Linked DNA regions of Homo sapiens: regions 2 and 3 are each linked to region 1. A link is a loop called in an ENCODE intact Hi-C map of the cell type or tissue named here. Cell type or tissue: GM12878. All regions are shown on one strand. Links, peaks and the distances in the headings refer to the core of each region. The heading gives the core; the rest is flanking DNA.

Evidence for each region. A loop is a pair of places that touch in the nucleus more often than their neighbours do. Peaks named below come from ENCODE experiments on the same cell type or tissue, not always from the same donor. Only the 100,000 strongest peaks of a DNase experiment are listed, where the experiment ranks them.
Region 2: it touches region 1 in a loop (8-fold over the local background); 35 of 110 quality-filtered maps call a loop at or near these places.
Region 3: a loop joins it to region 1, with 7 times the contacts of the local background. A loop is called at or near these places in 96 of 110 quality-filtered maps.

Annotation. Positions count from the first base shown.
Region 1 is chr10:12,708,179-12,714,664 of GRCh38, forward strand. All of the region lies in intron 3 of CAMK1D (calcium/calmodulin dependent protein kinase ID), which reads left to right. Among named protein-coding and RNA genes, the nearest start is that of MIR548Q, 14 kb to the right of the region's middle. In GM12878, for the core only: a CTCF peak has its summit at 3,106 (motif pointing left); a DNase peak (open chromatin) is centred at 2,963; H3K27ac peaks cover 286 bases.
Region 2 is chr10:12,212,259-12,218,744 of GRCh38, forward strand. CDC123 (cell division cycle 123) reads left to right here. Exons shown (of 13, transcript NM_006023.3): 5 at 3,482-3,577; 6 at 5,103-5,209. Among named protein-coding and RNA genes, the nearest start is that of CDC123, 19 kb to the left of the region's middle. In GM12878, for the core only: a CTCF peak has its summit at 2,601 (motif pointing right); no DNase peak of the experiment used is centred there.
Region 3 is chr10:12,249,718-12,256,203 of GRCh38, forward strand. It overlaps CDC123 (cell division cycle 123), which reads left to right. Exons shown (of 13, transcript NM_006023.3): 12 at 1; 13 at 594-872. The coding sequence ends at 620. Among named protein-coding and RNA genes, the nearest start is that of CDC123, 57 kb to the left of the region's middle. In GM12878, for the core only: a CTCF peak has its summit at 3,355 (motif pointing right); a DNase peak (open chromatin) is centred at 3,392.

The sequences.
Region 1 (6,486 bases), core at 798-5,797:
CACGTATGCACCTCTTGCACTCTGCCACCTGTGCTGTGGGGCTAGTATCCTGCAATGACAGTGCACTCCCAGCTTATGCCTGGGAGACGTTCTTAAAGTCCCAGTGGCGACTGATACGTTTACATGCTGTTTATGAAAGAGATGGAGTTTGGGTGGTGATGGGAGGGAGGGAAGGAGAAGAAGGAAGCGCCGTAACTCCATCTGATGGGCACAGAAGCAGAGGAAGAGTAACGCATATGCTGTGCACTCCCCCTTCCCTTCTTGCCACCCAATCCCTGATCCCAGCTGGATCTCAATATAGAATAATAAAACTGTGATTAAGATCACGTAAACACAATTTATTTTTTCATTAAGCTCCATAATATACTTTTGCACTTGTTTCTATAAAGCTTCAGACGGCCTCAGCAAAAGAGTTGACGCTTTGCCTGTAATATAATTTGCATGTCCCTATCCTCTTTAAAAGTGCCAGTTTCCTTGAATTACAGATATTAACTCCCAAGACAGTATAAGCATCATGGCCTTTTGGACAGGTGGGCTGTTTTCTTCTATTCATTTTGAGGTTGTTAGGGACTCTTTGGTAATAGGATCTTCCTAATCTACGATATTATTGGTTATTAAATATGGATGACTTGTTTGATGTAGTGGGGCTTGTTTTCAATGATCCCATTAGGCCAGGCGTGGTGGCTCATATCTGTAATCCCAGCACTTTGAGAGGCCGAGGCAGGAGGATCACTTGAAGTCAGTGAGCCACCACGCCCGACCCGGAGTTGCATCTCTTAACGGCATCCCAGTTCGAGTCTCAGCCAAGGGAGCAGGCACCCATGCCCTGGGGCCTGAACTGTGGCATGGGAGTGGGGGGCACAGATCTTTTGGCAGAAGGTGGCTACCCAGGTCCAAGCCTCAGACATCTTTCCTCCTTGTCAGACCTTCCTCCTGGGTGAGTCACCTATGTGGGGGGCGGGTGAGAACCTCTTTGTGGAGGCTCTGGGAAAGCCGACTTGGAGCTTGGAGCCTCCACAGTTATATAAATGGAAAATTAGAAAAAAACAAAAAGGCCTTGTGGGCTTGTAAAGATGGAATACATTGTAGCTGAGAAAATTCTTGGCTGAGAAAATGTGAGGAGTGCTAAGGCCGTGGTTGGAGGATTTTTTTTTTTTTCTTGGTAAAGGGAGACAGTGGCTGCAGAAGGCACCAGCTGTCCCCACCTCTTTGCCATTGTTGAAACAAACTCGCAAATGGAAAGGACTTTGCAATGCAGAGTCTAAGGAGGGAAAATGAAAATATGACAGATACAAAGAACTGAATGCATTCTGAAATCTTAGGGGAATAAAAATATCTAGTATTGAGACAGCCCAAAGCTAAGAGTCTGCAAACTCAGAAACAGCAAGAAGCTTTTTCACAAGAAAAGGAAACTTAGTGCTCTAGGTACATAGAGGTGGAGAGGAGGGCCTGTGTGTTTTAATCTGTCACCCGATATCTTGTATAGCTGTAGGATTATGGAGTGATTCAGTTTCCTCTCTGTAGCAACATCCATGAAAATATCTATTTACTTACTGCCTCGGGAAAACATTCAAATTTATGATTTAATCAGCTTCAAAGTATTTCTGCTGAGTTTTGTTACTTTGTTTAACTTTTTTATTATGTGGTAGCTGGTGGATTGTAGGCATATTTAGCAGTTGGGAAATGTCTAAGGAAAGATTACCTTTGATAAAAAGCCAGTAGGAAGGGAATTGAAGGACGCAGAGTCGATGCCTGCAGTTTCTTGTTTTTGTTTCCCCAGCTCTGGAGTCAGACTGCATAGGTTTGCATCCTGACTCTTCAAGTTACCGTGTGACTTTGAGCAAACTTCTTAACTTTTCTGTGCCTCAGTTTCCTCTAAAATGTGATCATAGTTGTATTTACCTCAGAGATTGTCATGAGGATTAAATGAAATACTATATAAATGCTTAGAGCAGTATATCATCTTTCAGAAGAAAATTAAGTGTTACCGTTTGTAACTATCAGCTTCACAGACACTTAACTTCTTCTTTAATTTTCCCACTTAGAACCTAAAGTATATTTCTGTAAATGGGCACAACAGCTGGATCCCGACGTAATGACATTGATTTACGTTGTAAGTAACACACTACTGCCACCAGAGTATTTCTGGACAGTGTCTTGATAACTTTCGGTAATTTGGCTGTACCCTGTCATTCATTCCGTACATGTTTATTGAGCATCTATTATATGCTAGAAATGACATGAGCTATGGAAAATATGAACATGAAAAATAAAGAGCCCACAGATTAGTGACAAAGACAGAGAAGAAACAAATGCCTTCGATACAGTCTTTTGTACGTCAAAGTTTTTAGCCCTCTTGACAGTGGCTTGAGAGACCAGGTGTACAGACTTCTTTCGGGCTCAGGTCCTGCAAGTTGTGGGATGGGGGCCAGGATAATTTGCCACCAGCAAGCTTGGATTCAGCCACCTGCTGCTGCCCAGAATGCGATCCAACCTTTCCCAGTGAAAATGCAACCTTAGGAGTCAGGACCCAGGCAAGAGGGGGAGTGTGTAAAGACCTACACTGTATTCCACTAAGAACAAATAACTAATCACACAGCAGAACCTCTGGTATATAAACAAAGACATCCAGGCTGAACACAACCCCACCGGCGATATGTACCTCCGAGTGTACACCAGGGTATATAAAAAGTTATCCAAATGTCTGTTGCCTTTGACATTTGATCAATCACTATTGGAGTTTTCATCAACTTGTTCAGACTATATACCATGGATCTTTGCTGGGTGGATTAAGGTTTTGAATGTATTGCTTGTGTATTTCATCATGCAGTCAAAATCCACCTCCCACATAAGCCTGTTGTTGGATAGAGCTCCCAGTCATGAAAGTCTGTCCTCTTTTTCTCCCCTTCTATTTCTTGGTATTAATTTCAGCTTAATCAAGTCTTCTGGCCCTGTGATTCCAGGAACAGTTGGGTTCTGGCTAAAAGCAAAAGAGAAAACCGCCTGTTTCAGTCGCATAAGGTGATGTGGCAAGAACTTGTTTCTGAGGAATCCAAGATCTAGCCATTTTCAGCAGTGGTCATAGGGGACTGGAACGGGGGCGCCACCTGCAGGCTAAGGGGGAAAACACAGAGCGAGAAACTGAACCTTGCTTTAGGGGACAGGCATTTAAAGGCAAAGGAAATTCAGTCCCTCTGTGATAGACAGTAATGAACTCAGCAGGCTGTCTTGTAGATAAATATGCATGAGAATGCATCGTTGGAAGAGCTCTCACGTATTCCCTTCATTCCTGCCTTTTGGAGTTTCAGAATGTTTTACATTTTATGTTCATTTATATTTTTCTTTGTCAGAGTATGGAGATCCTAAAATCATCTGCCAGGGTATTTGCTGCTTCTTGGTACTGCTTGCTGCTCTTTTCAGAGAGAGCAGTGCCAGGTAAAATATTCTGCATTCTCATAAGAAGAGGTGAATGTCATTGCGTTCCCTGTTAATATGAGGCAGGGAAGGACGCTCTGGCCCGGAGCCGGAGTCCTCACACCACTTTGGTCTCTGTCCTTTCTAGCAGATCTAAATATCTACTCTGTCTACACCCTGTTTTTACAGAAACACCAGTGCTAGTCTAGAATGAAGGCAACATTGACAGCAGTGATGATCAAACGTTCGTTTTTCAATATGCCATGAAAAATAACTTGGTCCAAAATAAAATTCTGTCCTTATATTTCTATTTAGATGTATACCTCCCATAAAGGTAAAATGTTTTTCTCAGACGTAATTTCAGATTTTCTGTGTGCCCTACCAACAGATCAGGTTTCTCCTAAGTTTTTCAGTGGAAAATGTGATCGGCAAATGTATCAGCTGTTCCTCTGTTAGCTTTGTTGATTGATGCTTTTGAGGGGCAGAGTAGGTTTATTTGCTGATTTGTGCATTTTATCAGGTACAAAGGACATAGCAGATGTGGAAGATGCTTTTAAGAACTTCACCAAGAAGCTTGAGGGCCACCCTAAGGGAAGCTCCGCTCTCCTTCAACTGAAGCTCTCCAGGGACAATAGGAGCTGATGTTTTTGGAAGCGTCACACTGCTGGGGTCAGTGTTGCAGGTTCAGGAATGTCAGGATGCAGCCCTGTGTCTAGAGTACTCACAGCTAGGACAGGCGCACACATAACTATAATACCAAGCCAGCCTGCAGCAGCGCCATGGAGGGGCACACAGGGTGAAGAAGGGTGTCTTAGCTGGAATTGCTACAACAGAACGCTGTAGACTGGGCAGCTTCAATGTGGATGTGTATTTCTCACAGTTCTGGAGGGTGGAAGTTCCAGAGCAAGGTGGTGGCTGATTCACTTCCTGGTGAGGGCTCTCTTCCTGGTTTGCAGACGGCCTCCTTCTCACTGTGTTCTCACATGGTGGACAAAAAGAGGGCTCTGGCGTCTCTTCTTATAGGGACACTAATCGCATCCTGGGGGCCCCATTTGTTTGACATCATCTAACCTGATCGTCTCCCAAAGGCTCCATCTCCTAATACCATCATACTGGGGGTTAGGGTTTCGTGTGTATTTAGGGGTAGGGGAGACTAACATTCAGTCCATAACGGAGGGGAAGATTCAGCTGTAGGATTATCAGGCTCAGAGAATTAGACTCTATTATCTCCCCCGCCTACACACACACCCCTGTACTGATGAGAAAAGTAAAGCAGCGAAGGGGAGGGTACTGAGCTTAGCAGCAGCCAGCTTCATTGTCAGTTCCATACCTGGGAGAGCCTCAGAGCCCACCCTCTGTGAAAGGAGGGAGGCATGAGCATGTAAAAAATATATACTTCTCCATGGAAAAGATGGTTTTGACATTCCCGGAGGCATGGTACCTATTTCAGATCTCCTTAGAGTTTCTGTTAAGTGGGTGCCTCCCTTTTTTTTTTGGGATGGAGTTTTGCTCTTGTTGCCCAAGCTGGAGTGCAATGGCGCCACCTTGGCTCACTGCAACCTCTGCCTTCCAGGTTCAAGCGATTCTCCTGCCTCAGCCTCCTGAGTAGCTGGGATTACAAGCGCACGCCACCAGGCCCGGCTAATTTTTTGTATTTTTAGTAGTAACAGGGTTTCACCAAGTGAGTGCTGCTTTTAAGAAGTCAAATGATAGGCAACTTGTGGACGATGCCTTTAGTTTATCTAAGTCCTGTTTCAGCTTTGAGGTTTCCATGAGTTGCGTTTTACCCTGAGGTTGGTGAAGTGCAGCATTGGGTTAACTTTGCTCCCACGAATTCCAGGGGTGCCCATTGCTAACTGGCTTCTCACAGCAATGACATTTGAGGCCGGAATGGTCTCTCTGTCGGCACGGTACACAGTTGTTCACTGGTGGCTTATTGGTCAGATCAAAAACCAAAAAGAAACAGGGAGGGAATGCGGACTAGGATCCATGTTTGTAGAAATCTGAGCAGGGAGAAAGGAAGAAAGGAGGATTGGGGGACCCCTACATGTCCTCCCTTCAGTTGCAGATGTTTGTTAGGATGTGGTCAGATGTGGGGAAGGGCAGGTGGCCATGGAAGCAGGGCCCCCAACAAGTGGCATTCACCTGGATGGATGCCCCACAGCCCAGCATCTAGACTTCAGCTGGTTTGTCAACACACCAAGTGTGGATGCTTTTGTTGGAACAGAATCCCTCAACAGAGACAGAATGCCAGTATTATTGATTCATAATAAAATGTATAATTATCCAGTGGGCTCATGTTGGCTAAGTAGCATCGTCTTTCCCCTTTAGGGCAAAAATACTTAGAAAGGCAAACTGTAATCAGAAGATCGCTTGGATGGATGGGATCAGAGCAGGAGGAGGGAACGGGGTTATGTTGACAGCTGGTACCATCAGGCTGTGATAGCTGGTCTGGAACCCTCACCTCCACTGTAAGGACATCCCTGCCACAGCCCATGGTCACGGCATGTAGCCAGGACTCTGCTTTCCCAGTGGTCCTGTGGAGGGGCTGCTGACTTGGAAGGTGGTGGGCTTCTCTAAGTCTCTTATCCATGGTCACCCTGCTGACCGACCCCACCGTCACCCCCCACCCCCGTAGGCATAGACATATTATATCTTTAGAATATGAATCCAGACAACCGTCTACCTTCATACATGGCATAGTCCCCAAAACATGCACCCCTGTGCAAAATGGAACAGTACACTTACATGCTCCCAGCCCAGAGAGGTTTAAAAGTATATTTATATTTTTAATTATAATTTTAAAATAAAAAGTATATTTATATATTTATAAATAGGTGCATTAAGGCCAGGTGCGGTGGCTCACGCCTGTAATCCCAGCACTTTGGGGGGCCAAGGCAGGCGGATCACGAGGTCAGGAGTTAGAGACCAGCCTGGCCAACATGATGAAACCCTGTCTCACTAAAAATACAAAAAATTAGCTGGGCTTGGTGGCAGGTGCCTGTAATCTCATCTACTCAGGAGGCTGAGGCAGGAGAATTGCTTTAATCCAGGAGGTGGTGGTTCCAGTGA
Region 2 (6,486 bases), core at 434-5,433, 500 kb before region 1:
AAATACCATTCTCCACTAAACAAAATTGAAGCTTCTTGGAGATATTCTGGACTGGGATTGGGAAAGTAAAAATGAGCCTGCAACAACTTGTGCCAGAAACTGTGGAAGTGCTGAAACAATGATGTGACATGACAAAAAGATGCCAGAAGCTAGCTTTGGGCTCTCACTGTCTAAAAATATGAGCATCATAACAAATAGAGTTTGAGTATTCTTAATCCCCAAATTCAAAATTGAAAATGCTCCAAATTCCAAAACTTTTTAAAAAGACTGACTATCACTGTGTTGCCCAGGCTGCACTCAAACTTCTGGGCTCAAGTGATCCTTCTGCTTCAGCTTCCTGAGTAGCAGGTACTGCAGGTGTGTGCCAGCATGCTTAGCTCCCAAAACTTTACGAGCACTAACATGACACCACAAGTGGAAAATTCCACACCTGACCTCATGTGACAGGTACAGCCACAATGCAGGTGCACAACCCAGCTCATTCAGCCTCCCCAAGGGAAAAATGAAATTACCTTCAGGCCGTGTGCATAAGGTGTATATGAAACGTAAATGACTTTTGTGTTTAGATTTGGGTCCCATCCCCATTATGTATATGCAAATATTCTGAAATCCAAAACACTTCTGGTCTTACCCATTTTGGATAAGGGATACTCTATGTGAAGTATAAGAATAGGTTATGACCTATTGACTAAAATAAGAATTGCTGATCCCATAGTGACATACATAAGTGATTAAATAAGTGGGGAAAAAAGGAAGCTTGTCTTTATAGTACTAAAGGCACTAACTAATACATGTAGTAGGAATGATGGAATTAGGAATTACTATTTGGCAACCATTGTAATAATATTTGATTGAATAGATGCTAAAATTAGTGGGTGAATATACAGTGAGAAAGAGGATAGTTCCATCTTTTCTAAGTATCTTCACCCAAATTACTTACTGTTTGCGCAAAGAAAAATAGTAATGTTACAATGCAAAGACCTGGCAGCCAAGTGATCAGTATTAACCTTGTCAGTGATGGGACAGACCTGTCATGTGTGCCTCCTGATACGATGCATGGGAAGGACACCACCTGTCACAGCTGCGCAGCCTGAGTCTGCTTGGGAGGAGACATCCAACAGACTCAACTTTTAGAAATTGTATAGAGTAGTTGCCCTGAACTTTTCAAAAACGTCAAGGTCATAAATGGTAAGAACAACAGAGAGAGGAACTGCCACAGATTGAAGAAGATTAAAGGGACCTGACAACTAGATTTAGTCCATGATTCTGGCTAGACTGGATGCCTGGACCAGAAAAAAAGTTTCAGTTTTTTTTTTTTCTGTAGAAGACGTTACTAGGACACTTGGCAAATTTTGAATAAGATCTGTATTGTGTCAGTGTTAGTTCCGTGATTTTGATAGATAATTTATAGAAAATGGTAAAATCATGACTCATATAAAACTCTTTAATGCGTGTTGAAGATGTTATTTAACTCATGAGGGAACCAGACAGATTGTTAGAACTGGTTCAAAAGAGAATCCAAAGAAAAGATATATTTTTAGATCAGGAATATTGAAATGAGTATGTAAATGAGGCAAAACTGGTTTTGCCTCCCTGCAGTATGGGAGAAAAGACAATTGGACCTCTTCCAGATGAGATAGAAATTGCCTGTCCGTAAGAATTAGTTCATGTCACTATCACTTACCTAGAATTTGCCAAGTTGTAAAGTAGCTCACAGACCTGGCTAAAAACAGATAACCTAGAAGGTTGTGCTGTATGTAAACAGTACATAGTCTTCCACTTAAGACTGTGCATAAACTTTTTATAATTTAAATTTGTTTTAGGATTCTTATGGCAGGTTATCCTAAAGTTGAATAATTTTGAGGATTTGAGGGGACTGATCACATCTTTTAAAAGGCATACATGAAAAGTAATCCTTAGATGTCAAGCTTTATGGGATAGGAAAATTAAATTGCTTTGTCTTTGAAAGTTGAATTCTTTCCCGTTGTAAAGTTTGTGCAACAATGCCGTTCATAGGAAATACTGCCAGTGCCCATCTCACAGAAGTGGGGTTTATGGCTAGAGCGGTAGGGGAGCCAAGTCAGCCGCTTCAGGCAATTATAAGGAAATGCCCTCACATAAATCATAATTGCTTTGGATGGGGAGAGATGAATGGAAAATAAAGGACTCAGTGCTGCTGTTCATTTTGAAAACCTCTCTAAATTACTCTAGTCTCATTTCATGTATCTAAGCTGAAGTCGTCTAGTGGAAGATAGATAGTTATTAACCAGTCTAGAGGTCAGATTTATCTGTAACAGAAAGAAAGGCAGCCTAATTGGACCTTAAGCTCTCGTTTTTATTCCCTAGCCTTTTGCTCAAAGCTGTTTCTTGTTTTGGGGGATATATGACCATGTTTTAAAACTCATTTCTTTGGTCTTTTCTCAGACTCTTGTCACAGTTTTTTCTCTCGCATAGCTGGGTTAGATCTTGGGGATCCACATAACTATTTGATGTCATCTTGGAATGTGTAGTTTAGTTAATTCAAGATGTAGTCTGTCTTTTTTTTTTCCTAGGGAAGAAGTTGATTACTGGATTTTTTCAGAACTTATAGTTGCCCGATAGGGGGCAGCAATCCTCTTTACAGGGTATAAATGAAAATTAATGACTGCGTGGAGAATCTGTTAATGTTTTTGTTTTTTTATGTCTCTTGAGGGCCCTACTTCCCCCTCTCTTACTTACCTTTTTTTCTTTCTTATGTCCATAAGCTCCTGTGATAGTGACCTAGGCTCAAGGCAGGACATAATGACATCAGGCTTAAGTTCCTGTTTAACAGCAGTATTTCTATTCACTTCCGGGTCGAAACAAACACAGAACGTTTTGGTCACTAGCTTATATAAAATATGCATTTTAAAAATCATCCAAACAGGAAAGAACGTTTTACCTTGACTAAGGTTCACATTTTGAGTTTTGCTTGTTTTAAAACTTGTCTGGAAATAGCAGTGTTTAAATACAGTTTGCCACATCATTTATTTTTCATTCTCTCCGTGGCTTTGGGGAATACCATATGGCTAAGACTCTTCCTGCAAGTGGAAGGGCTTCTAGCTCTTCAAGTAGGGATGTTATTTCTGACAACTAGAGTATTGCTACAGGTGATATTCCACCTGTCTATTTTCTCTTGATGAATGCTGGTTTTATGTCGGTGTACAGAGAACCATTCACTCCTTCCTCACATCCTCAGAAGCCTAGTGACTTGTGTCATTTCAGCTTTGCAGGCTTTGATTGTCTGGAAAATGCCATTTAAGCAGCTGATTATTTTATTTCTCTTTTTGGTAAATGTACTTTATCACTGATTTTATTTAGCTGGGTTCAGAAATTCTGATAGTAATTTGTATTCTAAATTCTGTTTTTAACACCCTAAACTATAACCTTGAGATTTTGATCTTGTTTTATATATATACTGTGATGATATTGACGTGCCCAATGATTTCTTCTCTCTCTGTAGGCACCAGAATTTCCTGAGTTTGCCACTAAAGTCCAGGAAGCTATCAATTCCCTCGGGGGCAGTGTCTTTCCTAAGCTTAATTGGAGTGCCCCAAGGGTAGGAACACATAAGTAATTCTCTTACTGTTTGAATATTCTTTGTTTTGCTGTTTATTTCATTTCATATCCCTACAGAGGGTCTAATTATATTCCTAATTCTAGGAAAAATACTGTGGAATTTATTATTAATTTCCCTCTACTGTTTTACTTTCCGGATTTTGCTATACACTTGCCTGGGTCTGTGAAATACTGTATATTCTGCCAAAAGGTAGTTTCCACGTCTTGTGTTGCTGATTGTTTTTGAATTCTGAGGAAATTCATACTCTGCCCTTTTCAAAACTTCAGCTGTTCAGTTTAACAGAGAAATTTTTCTTTGTTGAAAAGTAATAAAAATAAAAAAAGTAATAGTGTCATAGGCTATAGAAATAGAGTGGTTGGAGAAGTCAACTGATCTTTTCTTAAATTGTGTCTTATTATTTTAATACTGCATTGACAAGATTTTTATAAAAGTTAAGGCCTGTGGAAAAATCCGTTAGTTGTTTTAATCCAATAGAAAACAGTTTTGTATTAGCAAAGCTTATTTAAGGAATCAGAGACCTATTTGTAATTTCAAAAGTTATCTCATGCCTTTTTTATTCTAAAATGAATGATAATTTGTACTTAATCTAAGTTTTGTTTTTACTTTTATTATTTTTTCTTTTTTGTTTTTACTTCTAAAAATTAATTATACTCTACATGTACAGAATTTAAAATTTCAAATAGATTTGGAAGCTTGCCATGAAAATCAGCAGGTCTTGACACCTATTTTACTTCACCATTTCCTACTCCCCAGAGGTAGCTGTTTTCAAATATTTTAGTACTTTTCTTCCATGTAGTGTGGATAACTGGATAGTGGTTTGCAACTGTTAGTTTTCTCAAAATTCTGTTATATCCTGTGTCTGATCTGTCTGTGGGAGAGTTGTATTTTTTAAATGACTTAATTATTCTGTAATTTTTAGGCATGTTCCACTGAGCTTTGTGCCTGCTTTGCATTTGCCTTCCCATCTTTTGTTCTTATGTATGAGACATTCACCATTTAAAGTTGTAGTGGTTCAGAATAGCTCACCTCCTTCTCTTTCAGATTTGATAGACGTGGGGTGTAACTGCTCCAGCCGCCAAAGTTCAAGTGTTTGGCTGCCACTCCCCAGAAACGGGAAGAGTGGAAATTGATCTCTCTTTTCTTGGAGAGTAGCTGGTCAGGCTATTTCTTTACTACCTTAATCTTGTAGCCAAAATGTCGATGTTTCTGATACCTCATTTTCTTCTCTTCTATTATCAGTAAGAAAAACACTGGGAAGTACTTAGGCCTGGGCTGAAATGTGAGGACCCTGACATCTCAGTGTTCATAACCAAGTGTCTGAAATGCAGTGGTGACGCTTTTTGTTGTTAAGCATAATTTAACATTTGACAGTACTGCTTAAATTTACTTGACTTTCTTCCTTAAACCCTTGAAGTGATATGCATTATTGATTTTGTTATAGGCCTGAGCATTCATAGCAGCCAACATGGAATATGGACTAAATAGCATGTGCTTCATTCTTTAGGATGCGTATTGGATAGCAATGAATAGTTCTCTGAAATGTAAAACCCTCAGCGACATCTTTCTGCTTTTCAAGAGTTCCGATTTCATCACTCGTGACTTCACTCAGCCGTAAGTATCTCTTATTCTCTCATGTCAATAGTTTCAGTATTTGTGCAAATTTCTCTATAGATGAAATTCCATTACTTATAGTACTATTATAAATCATAGCTCCATATAACAAAGCTATTTCATATTGCCAAAATGACCTGTTAAAGCAAATCTTTCTTTTCCCTTTATAGAAAATGGTGTATAATGAATATCTGAAAATGTTAAGGACTTCCTGCGTCTCTGCCCATTAAACATTTCAGTAATTTTTTTTCTATTATAAAACTGATAAATATTTATCATAGAAAAGCAAAATTAGGGATTACAGCTAAATAAAAACAGGAAATATAAAAGCTCTCATGGCCGGGCGCGGTGGCTCACGCCTGGGATTCCCAGCACTTTGGGAGGCCAAGACAGGTGGATCACCTGAGGTCAGGAGTTCAAGACCAGCCTGGCCAATATAGTGAATCCCCGTCTCTACTAAAAATACAAAAAATTAGCCGGGCGTGGTGGCACGTGCCTATAGTCTCAGCTACTCGGGAGGCTGAGGCAGGAGAATGGCTTGAACCCGGGAGGCGGAGTTTGTAGTGAGCCGAGATTGCGTGCCACTGCACTGTAGCCTGGGCGACAGAGCGAGACTCCATCTCAAAACAAACAAAAACAAAAGCACTCATGATCTTGCCACAATTGGTTATTATATTTCTAGAATTCTATCTATAGATAAATATAATATAAATACATCTATCTCTACCTATATACAGATTTTTTTAATGGGATCCTATAGTTTGTATTTCTTTTTTTTTCTTTTTTTTTTTTTTTTTGAGGCAGGGTCTCACTCTGTCTCCCAGGCTGGAGTGCAGTGGCACGATCTCAGCTCAGTGCAACCTCTGGGTTCAAGCGATTCTCTTGCCTCAGCCTCCCAAGTAGCCGGGACTACAGGCATGCACCACCACACCCGGCTAATTTTTTATATTTTTAGTAGAGGCAGGGTTTCACCATATTGGCCAGGCTGGTCTCGAACTCCTGACCTTGTGATCTGCCTGCCTTGGCCTCCCAACGTGTTAGGCTTACAGGTGTGAGCCACCACGCCAAGCCTGTGGTTTATATTTCTTAGTGGGCTGCTTTTGCACTTACCAGTGTGACATCATTGCGTGTCTAAATTCATTATTTTCCATTCCCTTAGTGCTGCGCCTCTGGAGAGCTGTACCATGACATATTTGACCTACCCTCTGTTCTTCCAGAGCTGCAATGAATATCCTTGAGCTAACTCTTTGTGCACTCCCCTAATTTTCTCCTTAGGA
Region 3 (6,486 bases), core at 761-5,760, 460 kb before region 1:
GGTAAAGTCTATGTGCATTTAGTATGCTGGCCATCTTTTCAAATAGACCTTCAAATTGGCTTTTATATAATATTTCATTGGAATCCTGTATCACCTAGACTTTGATGGTTATGAATGGAACCAAGTTACTGAGTTAGAGCATTTTCTAATTAAATATGAAATAGGAGCTGAAGGCATAATTTATTGATTAGAATGACAGAAAATGTTTTTATGCTGTACATGCCTTTTGAACATTTTTCAAAATACTTGTAACTTTGAAGAAAGTGTGTATATTGTTAGAAGGCTGTAAGGAGAGCAGGTCTCTGCTCTGGTGGTGATTTTACTCAAGAGGGGATGTGAATATTTATATTTTTGTGTGGATTTCTGTGTAGGAGTTTTTGTATGTATGGAAGAAAGAGAAGAAAATACTCAAATACCTGAGGATAATTTGCTCAGGAGTCAAAGTGATAAACTAGTTTAATGAATTAAAGCATGGTTTTCCATGACAATTTTTAATTACATCCTTTGCCAAGACCTCTAGAAAATTACACCTGCTGAGCAGATATCCCAAGGAGCATGTGCTATTTTAACATCCCCTTGGTTTTCTTTGACAGAAGAGAAATCAGCAGGAGGACGACTGATGAGCGTACTGGAACTGGAGAAGAGGAGGCCCCGCCCCACCGCTCCGGGAGCTGCTCATCAGCCGCAACTTCCTGCCGACCCTGATGCGGGTGGGCCGAGCAGTGTGGACATCAGCCACTTTTTATATTCATGTACATTCACCTGGGGAAAAAAACGGAGGGACTTTGCTACTTGTAAAAATAACATAATAAATAGATCTTAAACATAGGAAAACCATACTGTTCTGATAATAAAATGCTTTCTATGAAATACGTTGCTTTTCTACCGAGTCATTATTTTATTTATTTATTTTAATTTTAATTTTTTGAGACAGTCTCGCTGTGTCGCCCATGCTGGAGTGCACTGGTGCGATCTCGGCTCACTGCAACCTCCACCTCCTGGTTCAAGCGATTCTCCTGCCTCAGGCTCCCAAGTAGCTGGGATTACAGGTGCATGCCACCACACCCAGCTGAGTTTTATATTTTTAGTAGAGGTAGGGTCTCACCGTGTTGGCCAGGCTGGTCTGGAACTCCTGATCCTCAAGTGATTTGCCCACCTTGGCCTCCCAAAGTGCTGGGATTATAGGTGTGAGCCACCACGCCCGCCCTGTTTTGTTTAGGGACAGTCTTGTTCTGTTGCCCAGTCTGGGGTGCAGTGGCACAATCACAGCTCACTGCAGCCTCAATCTCCTGGACTCAGGCAGTCCTGCCTCAGCCTCCTGAGTAACTGGGACTACAGGTGCACACCACCACGCCCAGCTGATTTTTGTATTTTTTTGTAGAGATGGGGTTTTGCCATGTGGCGTTTTTAAAAGGCCACCATTTTTAAGTGATGATATCAATTGTGCCTAATTTACCGAGGCTTTATGATGTGCCAGACATTCTACTAAGAGCTCTTTCTGTATTAGTTGACATCACCAAGCAATTTGAAGGATACAGACATCACAATTTCCCAGGGTACCTGCCCGACGTGGTATCCGGTGGTAATCTTCGTCCTCAGTACTTGATCTTTGTATTCAGTACATCAGATGCCCTTTTTTTCTTTTTTTTAAGTAGTAGAGATGGGGTTTCCCTGTGTTGCCCATACTGATCTCAAACTCCTGGCCTTAAGCAATCCTCCTGCGTCAGCCTTCCAAACTGCTAGGATTACAGGTGTGAGCCACTGTGTCTGGCCTCAATTGCCATTTGTGGGGCCAGTTGTTTTTTTGTTTGTTTTTGAGATGGAGTTTTGTTCTTGTTGCCGAGGCTGGAGTGCAATAGTGCCATCTTGGCTCACCGCTACCTCTGTCTCCTGGGTTCAAGCGATTCTCCTGCCTCAGCCTCCTGAGTAGCTGGGATTACAGGCATGTGGCACCATGCCCAGCTAATTTTTTATTTTAAGTAGAGATGAGGTTTCTCCATGTTGATGGGGCTTGTCTTGAACTGCTCACCTCAGGTTATCTGCTTGCCTCGACCTCCCAAAGTGCTGGGATTACAGGTGTGAGCCGCCGCCCCTGGCCTCAACTGTTTAATGTACAGGTACTTCAGAAATACTTTTGTTTTTTTAAACTGCTTACAGGTGCCTATCCACCTATGATGGATTTAGTATCAAGGGTTGATTTTAAGTTTAGCTCTGGAAGCTGGCTTTGTCAAGATGGCATTTTACCAAGCCAAAAAAAAAGTAAATATATTTGATACCAATTGAAAACATTCAGACTAGGCTGGATGTGGTGGCTCATGCCTGTAATCCCAGCACTTTGGGAGCCCGAGACCGGCAGATCATCTAAGATCAGGAATTCAAGACCAGTCTGACCAATATGGTGAAATGCCATCTCTACTAAAAATGCAAAAATTAGCTGGGTGTGGTGGTGGGCGCCTGTAGTCCCAGCTACTTGGGAGGCTGAGGCAGAAGAATGACTTGAACCTGGGAGGCGGAGGTTGCAGTGAGCTGAGATTGCACCACTGCACTCCAGCCTGGGTGACGGAGCGAGCCTCCATCCCCCACAAAAAAGAAAACTATATTCAGACTATATAAAATAAAAAGACCCAAGCAAAATTTGGCAGAGAGTTCATAAACTGTACAATTCTCATTACACTTTTGCGCACATTTTCCTGGGGAAACTGGACTTCAACTCCCAGGTCACTTTCTAAAATGTGATTTTTGTGCATTGTTTACTTAGTGTATTTAATTTTAGTTGATTTTCCTGATGTTAATATCAGGAAATATAGGATACTATGCAGGAAATATTCTCCTAAAGCCCAGTATAATTTATGCCTGCCTAAAAATTACTTCTGTTTTAAGACAGAGTCTCACTCTATCTCCCAGGCTGGAATACAGTGGCACGATCTGAGCTCACTGCAACCTCTGCCTCTTGGGTTCAAGCAATTCTCCTGCCTCAGCCTCCTGAGTAGCTGAGATTACAGGTATGCATCACCACATCCAGCTAATTTTTGTGTTTTTAGTAGAGATGGGGTTTCACTATGTTAGTCAGGCTGATCTCAAACTCCTGGCCTCAAGAGATCCGCCCGCCTCGGCCTCCCAAAGTGCTGGGATTACAGGCGTGAGCCACCGCGCCCAGCTCTTAAGTTTTGAATCGTCCTTTTATTTTACTGGCATTTGTTCTTTCTTTGAGGTACCTCAGGCTTGTGCTTGAATTCAGAAAATGGAAACCTGTGTGCTTCCTCAGCGTGTCCCTGCAGTCCTTCCTTCTGAAGAGAAGACGCTGCTGCAGTTGCCTTTGAAGGGTTGGGGTAAATATGTGCTTTGTCCTGCAGGTGGTGTCATGTCGCATGGGCCTCCTGGAGACAGCACGCTTTGCCAGTTTTGTTTTCAAGAGTCTCATTTGATTTGCATTTTCTGAGTTCGTAAGGTTTTCTCATCTCAACCATTTCTCTTTTTGATGATTGAGGATCGTTAAAAAACAAGCAGAAACCTTATGTGACAGTTTTTTTGACTAAGTTTGTTACCTGCAAAGGGTAAGAAGAGTTTTCTGGAGTCCGTTAAGTGAGATAACTCATAAACCTGTAGCGTAGTGCACTGCACGTCACAGACCACAGACAAATGGTAGCTATTGTCAATCATTCTGCTTGGCAGACTTCTGTACAGTATATGAAAGGCACGTTCTTTTTAACAGAGTCAAGAAAAAAATATATATATATATTTAGTAGAGACGGGGTTTCGCCATGTTGACCATGGCTGGTCTCAAACTCCTGACTTCAGGTGATCCATCCACCTCAGCCTCCCAAAGTGCTGGGATTGCAGGTGTGAGCCACCACGCCCAGTCCCTTCTTTTCTTTTTTGACAGATGACGAAACTGCTCCCCAAAGATGTTGACTTTCCCAAAACCTTCCCTGTAGCAGGATCTAAACATTGTTTTATTCACATGTTGTCCTTGGCTCATGCTAAGGAAAGAATAAATCACGGTAAACTTACCACTCACACACAGTGCAGGTATGTATACACCTTAGAAAGATACAGCTGAGCACGGTGGCTCACGCCTGTAATCCCAGCACTTTGGGAGGCCGAGGCGGGCAGATCACAAGGTCAGGAGATCGAGACCATCCTGGCCAACATGGTGAAACCCTGTCTCTACTAAAATACAAAAAATTAGCCGGGCACGGTGGTGCATTCCTGTAGTCCCAGCTACTCGGGAGGCTGAGGCAGGCGAATTGCTTGAACCCGGGAGGCAGAGGTTGTAGTGAGCTGAGATCACGCCACTGCACTCCAGCCTGGCAGCGGAGTGAGATTCTGTCTCCAAAAAAGAAAAAAAAAGAAAGATGCTTGAGGACTAGGCCGTGCATGGTGGCTCATGCCTGTAATCCCAGCACTTTCGGAGGCCGTGTTAGGTAGATTGCTTGAGGTTAGGAGTTCAAGACCAGCCTGGCCGACATGGTGAAACCCCGTCTCTACCAAAACTACAAAAAATTAGCCAGGTGTGGTGGTGCGCACCTGTAATCCCCACGATTTGGGAGGCTGAGGCAGGAGAATCACTTGAACCTGGGAGGCAGAGGTTGCAGTGAGCCAAGATTGTGCCACTGCACTTCAGCCTGAAACAGCAAGATTCCATCTCAAAAACAAACAAACAAAAAGATTGAGGAACAGAAATCTAAGACATCGTAACAAAAATGTAGTGAAGAAATAGCTAAAAGTTATACGGTTAGGCAAAAAGTCTGGCATGAATGACCTAAAGAGAGAATGCATTCAGGTGCGTCTTTTTTTTTTTTTTAATCAAAGAAAACCAAAATAAAATGATACTGGCAACATAGTAAGACCCTGTCTCTAAAAAAAGTTGTTTTTTTTTTTTAAAGACAAATTAGCCAGACATGCTGGTGCATGCCTGTAGTCCTAACGACATAGGAGGCTGAGGCAGGAGGATCGCTTGAGCCCAGGAGTTCAAGGCTGCAGTGAGCTATGATCTCACCACTGCACCGCCTCCCCTCCCCGCGCAAAAAAAAAAAATAGATAAAAAGGAAAGAAAGGAAGAGTCCTGGCGCGGTGGTTCACACCTATAATCCCAGCACTTTTGGAGGCCAAGGTGGGTGGATCACCTGAGGTCAGGAGTTTGAGACTAGCCTGGCCAACATGGTGAAACTCTGCCTCTACTAAAAACACAAAAAAATTAGCCAGGCATTTTGGCACGTGCCTGTAATCCCAGCTACTCAGGTGGCTGAGGCAGGAGAATTGCTTGAATTTGGGGGGTGGAGGTTGCAGTGAGCCGAGATTGTGCCACTGCACTCCAGCCTGGGCAACAGGCACAGAGCCAGGCTGAAGCCCTAGTGTTCTCCAAACTGTCACCCCAGACTCACAATATGTACTAGATAAATTGCAGGTCGTCTTCTTTTCTTCCTTCCAACTGAGTTCATTCCCCCACCCTCCCTCTGTTTTCTCCTCCTAAGAAGTCATTTTGTTCAGCCACAGTTTATAAGCAGGGCCCACTGTTTAGGTCTGAGGAACAGGACAGGGTTGTACTAAGCACTTAGGCAATGATTCTTATCTGGGAAGGGCTGACAGCTTATTCTTTAATGTCTACAAATTGCTTTGAAGACAAAAAATGCTACAAAAATGTCAAGTAATGTTATTGCTTTTAGGAACATTTGTTTTCCACCTTGTGAAAGGCATATATCTCAGGTCAATGAAAGCTCAAGCTTCCAAAGCCAGACTGAGTTTCTCTCACTTACAAAAGAAGCATAGCCTCCTTTGCATGTATTGGTAATGCTGAGAGCATTGGAGTTCTTAGTTCTTTACAAAAAAAAAAAAAGTCACCAAAGAAAGAGGACACCAGGAGGCCGGGCACGGTGGCTCATGCCTGTAATCCCAGCACTTTGGGAGGCCGAGGCAGGTGGATCATGAGGTCAGGAGATCAAGACCATCCTGGCCAACATGGTGAAACCTCGTCTCTACTAAAAATACAAAAATTAGCTGGGCGTGGTGGCACATGCCTGTAATCCCAGCTACCTGGGACCCTGAGGTAGGAGAATCACTTGAAACAGGGAGTCGGAGGTTGCAGTGAGCCGAGATCGGGCCACTGCACTCCAGCCTGGCGACAGAGTGAAACTCCGTCTAAAAAAAGAAAGAGGACACCAGGAGCTGGACGCAGTGGCTCAAGCCTGTAATCCCAGCACTTTGGGAGGCCGAGGCGGGAGGATCAATTGAGGTCAGGAGTTCGAGACCAGCCTGACCAACATGGCGAAACCCCCGTCTCTACTAAAAATACAAAAATTAGCCAGGCGTGGTACTGGGCACCTGTAATCCCAATTACTCGGGAGGCTGACGCGGGAGAATCATTTGAACTCAGGAGGCACAGGTTGCAGTGAGCCGAGATCATGCCATTTCACTCCAGCCTGGGCAACAGAGCGAGACTCTGTCTCAAAAAAAAAAAAAAAAAAAAAAGCGCCAGGTAGGGACATA